Regions from separate parts of the Homo sapiens genome. Here region 2 is linked to region 1. The links are chromatin loops, found by intact Hi-C in ENCODE. Cell type or tissue: Calu3. All regions are shown on one strand. Links, peaks and the distances in the headings refer to the core of each region. The heading gives the core; the rest is flanking DNA.

Evidence for each region. Hi-C counts contacts between places; a loop is a spot of excess contacts. Peaks named below come from ENCODE experiments on the same cell type or tissue, not always from the same donor. Only the 100,000 strongest peaks of a DNase experiment are listed, where the experiment ranks them.
Region 2: it touches region 1 in a loop (4-fold over the local background); 2 of 110 quality-filtered maps call a loop at or near these places.

What each region holds. Positions count from the first base shown.
Region 1 is chr15:62,894,767-62,899,825 of GRCh38, reverse strand. No RefSeq gene overlaps it. Among named protein-coding and RNA genes, the nearest start is that of MIR190A, 73 kb to the right of the region's middle. RefSeq lists an enhancer at 1,466-2,231. In Calu3, for the core only: no CTCF peak of the experiment used is centred there; DNase peaks (open chromatin) are centred at 2,635, 3,145, 3,545 and 3,895.
Region 2 is chr15:62,819,945-62,823,418 of GRCh38, reverse strand. It overlaps TLN2 (talin 2), which reads right to left. Exons shown (of 59, transcript NM_015059.3): 54 at 2,809-2,933. Among named protein-coding and RNA genes, the nearest start is that of MIR190A, 2.3 kb to the left of the region's middle. In Calu3, for the core only: no CTCF peak of the experiment used is centred there; a DNase peak (open chromatin) is centred at 1,548.

The sequences.
Region 1 (5,059 bases), core at 1,531-4,030:
TGAGGGGTAATTTCAGGTGCTTGGATATCAGGGGATTGAATAAGTTTGCATTATGGGGTCACTGGAGCTTGTTGACACATGGGGAAAATGTTAAGAGCAATGTTGCTTTAATTGGGACTCTCATAAACACAGCACTCCCATTGCTGAAGGTGGGTCTTGAGTACATCGGGGTCCAACGTGCTATTCATGCTACTTTTGTGTATGTGTGAGAGCTTCCGTAATACAACGTTTTTATACAGGTATAGGTGTGTGCGTCCTGAAAAAAAATCTACAAGCACTCTATTTTTCTTTCATCCTTTTACCGAATTGTTTTAATATGCCTTTTATACAATGCTCATGAATCTTTTTTGTTAAGACCACAAAAGCAATAAAAATGCATCCTCCTTGGACATACTGGTGTTGAGAGAAGCCACAGCTGGTCTATTACAAGGTTTTCACTCTGGCGATCACATTTTATTGCACTGATGACATGCAGAATTCCTTAGCTGACAGGTGATGGGGACAAAGAGCAGACACCTCACTGGTACCTGGTGCCAGGCTGCCTGCTCCCTTTGCCCTTCCTCCCAGTCTTGGCTTCCAGCCCTTATTTTAGGTCATGCTTTTCCCATCTATGTCAATGCCCAGCACACGGTGTGCCCCATTAAAACTCTGAGAACAGAAGAGTTGGAGGTTAGAGACATTCATCTGGGTTAATCACAGAACTTTCCACCTCAAGATTGGGGTCCTTGACATCTGTCCCCTCCCTCTTCCAGGCCGGCCTCACCACCTCCTTCTCTCTGGTCCTGGCAACTCCTCCAGACTTTTGGCAACAACATAGATGTCACATTCTTGTTACTACGTAGGACTGAGTTCATCTTCTTTTTAGTGATCGGTCCTTCAGATGTTTGGGCTGGGTTTGTTGCTACCACCATTATTATTATGAATAATTATAGCTGCCGATTATTGAGGGGTTATTGGGTACCAAATGCCATACATCCATAGTCATGGTCTCATTTAATCCATACAACAGCCAATGAGGTAAGTGCTATTATTCCATTTCACAGACGAGGAAACTGAAGCTTGCAAAAGTTGAGTATTACAGCCACAGAGCTAATAAAAGAAAATTGTAATTCCAGGCTTGCTTATTCCAAAGCTCATGCTCTTCACATTATGCTTATTTGCGATTCTTTTTCCATCTGTGGAAAGAGGAGGAGGGTGTAAAAGAATGGCTTTCACTAGACCTACAGTTCTGTTGTGGTTTTGTATGTACATGGTAAATGGAGACTACCATGACGTGGACACCCTTGCTGTCTAGGCTCTAGTGTCTTATAAAAGGGCTCTAAGGTGTGTGTGTGTGTGTGTGTGTGTGTGTGTGTGTCGCGCACACACACACACTTCTAAATGTAAAGAGAGGGCCATCCAGAGGTAGAGGGCTGTCAGGTAAGAAAATGACTCCGGAATTCAGCACACCTGGGTTCTGCCTCAGCTCTGACACTCATCAGCTTGTTATCTTAAGCAACCCGCTTCCCCTCCCTGTACCTCAGTTTCCTTATTTGTAAAAGAGGAATAACAAAGCCTAGGTCACTGTTAAGTGCATTAAGTGAGATCAATGGAAAGCGTCCAGAGGAGTGCCCAACCAAAGTTGGCATTCGAAAGTAAGGGTGTCCCTGTCCCACATTCTCTGGTGCAGGAGGGTTTCCCAAAGCAGCGTTGGGAAGAGAGAGAAGTGTGAGCCTTTGCCTGGGTGCATGCTCAAAGATGCAGTTTTGGGGAGGAGGGTACTTTGCAAACCCCAGCAAGTTTTCCACTGGGAACTGCTGGATTGTATGTTGGGAGCTTTGGAGTGAGGTTTGGGCCTTACCCCCCCCTTGGCCTCCCCAGCTGTTCGGGAGGGTGCAGGTCTGCTCCCCACACACACCCTCCCTTCTGCTTTCTTCCCCATGCATCTCAACCTAACCAAAGTTCACGCCCAGCCCTCGCTTTCTTTCCTGACTGCCACTCAGACCACAGACACGCGGGGCAGGGGCCACACTGGGTGGGGCTGCAGGTGGTCTGCAGGTCTCAGAGGGGGGTCTGGACTGAAGAGTTAGCCCCCTCCTGCTGTGAACCTCCTATTCTTAGAAAACCAGGGACTCCAAAAGCACTCCTGACCCCGCTCCCAGCCACAGACAGACACAGCGACCCACACAGACTTAGAGACACACACGTAGGCACACAGACACATAGAGATACAGACCCCCACCCCAAAACATGTACAGATATGCAAAGATATGCAGAGACACAGCCACATAGAGACAGACACACACAGAAATATGAACAGATGTATACACACATAGACACAGACCCACGCACACAGAAACATGTACAGATATGCAAAGACATGCAGAGATGCACACACAGACACACAGAAATACCCAGACACATAGAGACACATACATAGACGCAGACACACACGGAGACACTATGACGTGAACAGTGTGTGCGCGCACACACAGGTTCCCTCCCACCCGGCAGGCGCTGCCCTCTGCCCCGCGGCCCCCACCCCTGCGGCTCTGCCTCTTTGGTCTAATAAGGGTAGGTGAGAAAGCATTGTGAGATTCCGGAGATATTTCCTGGCTCCCCGCATGCTCCTTCTGTGGCGCGTCCAGCTGAATGTTCAGCTCTGGGCAAGTGTCCAGGGCCCGGGGCCCCAAGGCTGAGTCATGTAGACAAAGATTCCGAGGCCCTGAGTAGCCTTTCTAGATCCCCGGCCTTTAAAAAAACACCGCAGGATGCCCTAGGAGGCAGCGAAGTTTCCCACAGAAACTCCACTTTGTGCAGATTTAATCACAGGGCATTTAAATAGCATCATCTGGAGGTAATTTGGAATTTAAATTACCAGGCTAGAGGAAATTTTTTCTACCAAAAGAAGGGCTTGGAATATTATATTGTGTTGGTTATCGATCAGCCATTTGCAAGGGATTACAAAAGTGGTAAGGCCTGTTTTATACAATATGTTAGAACAATTTACAGCAGGATTTGGTCATCACTAGTGTAACTGGTATTACTTGTTCCACAAAGCTTGGGGCAAGAAATGACACATTTCATGAATTTCTAAATCAAATCGTCCTTAGACCCCACACCTACTAGGACCTCAGAAAAATTCAATCCCAGCCTCTTTTCAAGGCCCCTCCTCTCCTCCTATGCAGAACTCTGAGGCCTCAGGATCCTTGAAACTTGGGGGAAGGGCATCAGGTCTGTGACGATCACTGCCCAGTGGCTCATTGTCCATGCCCAGGTAAACCAGTAAAAGGCTGCTGCTCACGGCATCCTCCAAATTCAAGGCCACAGTGCAAGTGTCCAGTCCCCAGAAGCACACTGCCCACCCAGCCACTCCCCAGAGGCCTTGGCACCTCAGGGTCCTGGGTAAGAGGCTGGGCACCCAAGGGTCCTGCCAGTCCTTGAATGACCTCTAGCCCTTGGCCCCCTCCCCAGCCCTCGCAATCTCTAACAGTAAGTGTTAGGTCTACAGACCCTTAGAAAATCAAAGAAAGGCCTTTAACTTTCCCCCAGAGCAAGAGAAGCCTAGCCTTCAAGACAGGAAGGCCTCTGGAGAAGAAGAAGAGGAAATCCCCCACATTCTTTTCCAGTGAGCTACATAAGAAAAACAGACATGGTTAATTTATCAATTGCAGTGGCCAGTCACTTCTTAGTCAATAATTACCTGATTTACTTAATAATCCTTACTCTTCAGGGAGTAGATAGAGCTGTGGTCCAAAAAAAAAATCCAAAAAATCAACAAACAAACCCCTTTCTTTGAATAAAGATGATGAAATCTCTTGACTTCTGTAATATTCAGAGTCCCTCTGGATCACTTCCGTTTGGACAGGAATGGGTTCAGTCCTAAACAGCTTGGTGTCTAGTAGCTCAGTCTCTTTGTTCCCTTTCATGGAACAGTTGCACCCCTATTTGAGGACTGACAAGGGTGCGATGAGGGGTGACCCTGCAACTCAGGTAAACCCAGGCTAGCTCCGACTCACACCCAGCACCACACAGGCGGTAGAGCTTAAGGTTGGAAGGAATGGCTGTGGAATCAGATAAAACAGAGTTTGAGTTCTGGCTCTGTCACTTTTTATCTGTGTGACTTCAGGCAATTTACTTTACCTCTCTGAGCCTCAATTTCTTCCTTTCTAAAATAGGGATGATAAAGTGCCTCATAGGATGATGGAGAAGTTAAATGGCAGCCATGCAGACATGCCAGGATAGTGGTGTAAATTCATGCTGCAATGTACGCCCTCTGCTCCAAATACTCTCTGCTCTATATGTGATAGAGAAATGTAAGGTAAAATGACACAGCCACATTTGAAAAGCAATATTAGTGTCTCTGAAGACAAGACCAAGATGCATCCATGTCCCTCCTCTAGGGTCCCTAATAGGATTGACCCTATTTGCCTATGGTGATGATCAGCTTTGTCTTCATCCCTTTTTCATTCTTCCCAGCCCCCGCCCCACTCCTATTCGTTGAATCATTTCCTAAAATAAACAAGCTGCAGACAAGCCATTATTTCAGAGTCTGCTTTGTGTGTGTGTGTGTGTGTGTGTGTGTGTTGGGGGGACTAAGACAGCTGGAAAGGAGAAAAACCAAAGCAAAACAAAAGGGTGGGAAATAGAAAACAAAATATGGCAGGAATCAGTTAAACTATACGTCATTATAATAAATGTAAACAGATTACCTCTCAAATGAAACATTCTCAGATTAGATAAAACAAATGAACAAAGTTTATAAGAGATACACCTAAAGCAAAACCATAACAATTGGAAATAAAAAGTTAGAAAAAGATATACCAGTTCAATGCTAACCAAAACATGAAATATATATTGTTATGGGTGAAACTGCATGCTCCAAAAGATACGTTGAAGTCTCAACCCTCAGTATCTCACAATGTGACCTTATTTGAAAAGAGTCATTGCAGATGTAATAAAATTAAGATGAGGTCATATTGGAATAGGGTGGGCCCTTAAGCCAATATGACTGGTGTCCTTTTTTTTTTTTTGAGATGTAATCTTACCCTGTCACCCAGGCTGGAGTGCAATGGCGCCA
Region 2 (3,474 bases), core at 264-2,763, 75 kb after region 1:
AATGGAGAGAAGTGATTCAACTCAAAAGACTGGCTGATTTTGGTGCAGATTGTTGTTATTGTTTTTTAATTGGGGAAATAAATTCCTTTATAAAGGCAAGGAAGATATTTCATGCAAAAGTTATTGCAATGTGCCCTATTAGGCACAAAAACTATGGTTTGGGTTGCAGGTTTTCCAAAACAGTTTCATAGATAATATCCACCTCTGGCCATCAGGCAGAGAAAGACTTCAGACCATTGTGAAGCATTCTAGAAGTACCCATCACCCTTCCTAATACGATGGGAGTGAGCTAAGGTAGGAACCCTCAAACAAAGGATTCACATCATCAGTTATGTTAACCTTGACCTTGGCCGAAGGACTCCTTGGCTTTCCTGTAAAAACCCTCAATGTAAACACAAAGGCTATATGATCCTAGAGTACTGTAGGGAGTCCTCACAGGCCTACTTCAGCAGTCATTAATTTTTAAGGTGCTGTTATTTTTTAAACCTTTGTTTTATAAAATGTTAAAACACAGACCCTTCCATCATCCCAATTCCATCATCATTCTTGTACATTCCCTACTTATTTTCTTCATCTGTGAGTTTTTAGAGTTGTAATCATAATAAGTACATAATTCTGCATCCTTTCTGTTATACCATGAGCATTTTCTTCGTGCTACACAGTCCTAGCAACCATTATTTTTCATAGCTGCATAATATTATAGCTGCATAATATTCCTTCGAGGAGTAGCTCTAAGGGCACACATAAACTACAAATGGCCTTTGTGGGACTAGACAAGCCTTCTCTGACAATGGGGTGGGAAACAGGGGCTGGTATGGACTGAAACTGCCACCCAGGGCCATACATAGCCCTCCCAGCTGAGTGACAGTGGTCGGACCCTGGCAAGGTAATTCGCCTCTTGGTGCTTCTGATTCTAATGGACTTTTTCCAAGGATCAGATGAGTGACTCCCATAAAGTACCCAGAAGACTGCCTGGCACAGGCTTGGCAGCTGAACAACGCGAGCTTCCTGGTTTTCTTTCTTCAGGGGCCAGTGGAATAATTTTTATTTCAGGCATTTCCTAGGGAGTAAGTCCCAGACACACATTTTCAGTGATGATGGTGATAATAATGGTGATATAGTTACTATCTACCAAGTCTCACTGTATGTCAGGCAGTGTTCTTATACTATCTTATTTAATTATTATAACAATAATCCTATGGGGTAGGAACTTTAATAATTTTGTTTTCCCATCTGGAGTCGTGAAGTGAACGACCAGACACGGGGAAACCAGGACTCAGACAAGAGCTCAGAAGGACCCTGCGGAAGGACAAAGGGAAAGACATTGAAACAGGAGCTCTTAGAATATGGTGAAGTGTTAATGTTAAATTAGCACCAGGCTAATTCTCCAGGAGAACGAATGTGTCAACTGACATGGCTTCGGCATTAGCGGACAGAGCCCTCCCCAAGAAAGGCCATCGTGATAAATCAGACAAGGAAATGGAAAAACATCATGCACCAAACCTCTAAATCTTAGTTAATGGTTGACTCTTAAGTTTAAAGTACACTTTTCATTCACGATTAACTTGACTGACAAAGCAGAAACAAAGGCGTAACCAGAAAATGGAGTTGTCCCAACACCCACACTTGGCTCTTACTCTGACAATATCAGGCAACCCAAGACTCCCAGGTAGAGTCCAGCAGAGAGAGCCCTGGTAAACCCCACAATCAGAAGCCCAAATCCTTAAGTTACATCTTGATGAGAAAACGTTTAAGTGCCTTTACCAAGTCCAGAGCGACTATTAGGAGGTTGGTTCTAAGCACTCGAAGGTTTTAATAATGTTCCCAAGCTGAACAGACTCAGTCTGTGTTTATTTCATACACTACACTGGCCCAGGCACTGCTTTTGAGTGGTCTGCTCTGTTTCAGGGCCCAGACTCCATCCCTTGGTCTTACAAAAATAGGTAAATTTTTAGGTATACCTAAATTGGTGGAATCCAGCCCTTTTTTGAGGGGAAAAGCCAAATATTATTTCCTAGTATATCTGGGTCCTTGGAAATAGATGAGTTACATGCACCACCAGGGACTTACTTGAATAGGAAGAAAAACAGGCCGCCTCTGGTTCTACCATTTTCCTGCTGAAGACAGCTATGGAAGGTGGGGTAGGAGGTATTAGCTTAACAGGATTGGGGCTTTGCCCCTGGAGACAGCACTAGCTTGTCATCCTTTTATTTAGAAAGTGTCCTTCCTCCTGCCTAATCTAAAAGTATCTCTTTCCTTTAAATGGCTATTTCTCTTCACATATACCTATAATCTTAAGTTTTAAACATTTATCTACATGACAAACACAGAAGGAAAAAACATACCAGCTACCCATCCTCTCCAGCATATACTGACAAAGCCTGGAGTGGGTGCACTTTTGAAGTTCTCATTGCCCTCTGATTCCCAGCAGTGCTATTTCTTTGTAAAAAGCAAAAGAGAAACCAGAAAATTGGAGGCTAACAATCTCCTCTCCAGTAACAGCAACTTCTGACAGAAAGCATCCAACACCTGCTTTAGATAATGAACTAAATCAAGACTGCAAATGCCCCAATTCTTCCTTTGGATACTCAGAGGAATTTTTCTGGGTGGTTAACTTGAAAGACTCATCAGCCATTTTTTTACCCCCATACTCTAAAGCAGTGCCGGGCAGGTAGATCCGGTTTTCTGCTTGCTAGTCTGACCATAAGGAAGGAGCCAAGCTCCCTGCAGCACTCCTAGCTCCATTTCACAGCCACCCACTGGAAGAACCCACTGACATCGGACAGCCAACCATAAATGAACACTTACTTTTGGTTTTGCTCTTGGCTTCAGTTGCTCTAACTTCTTAGCAGCAGCTTCGATGGATGCTGCAGCCCCCAGTAACTCTGTTTCTGCAATGACAGTTGGGTCTTCTGGATCCACCCACTCTGTTCCTAGAATCAGTCCAAAAGAAGGTGATTCTTCATAGCTGCAGACCTCAGGGCACTGGCTTAATTAAAAACACTATCTGGATTTGCATGCATGAAGGCTCCAGGAGCCTGACCTGCATTGTCCTAAGGAACCTTCCTTCCGTCTCTCATAAAGGCCATCTGGATGGGGGTGGGGGGTGGGGGTGCTAATCCTGGTTTTCTAAATCAGTTGCATGTATGGCCCTTCCACAGAGCAGTCACCAAGCAGCTTCAAAAATGATCTCACGGACCAAGGCTTGAGCTTTGCTCTGACTTTGAACTTAAAGCTCATGAATCTAAGTAAGCATCCTCAGGAGACACTACACTATGCTGTACATCACACAGGAATTTGCCATTCTCTTCTCCCTGGAACCCAGGAGGACTGACCCCTCACCTTAATTCAAAGTAAAGGAAATTGGTGAGAAGACCTTTCCCAGGTGGGTTGATTGCTTCTATGTAAACATAAAGGGTGTCCAAACAATGTTTTCAGGTAGCATCATTTTCAAAACATGAAGTACTATTTGAA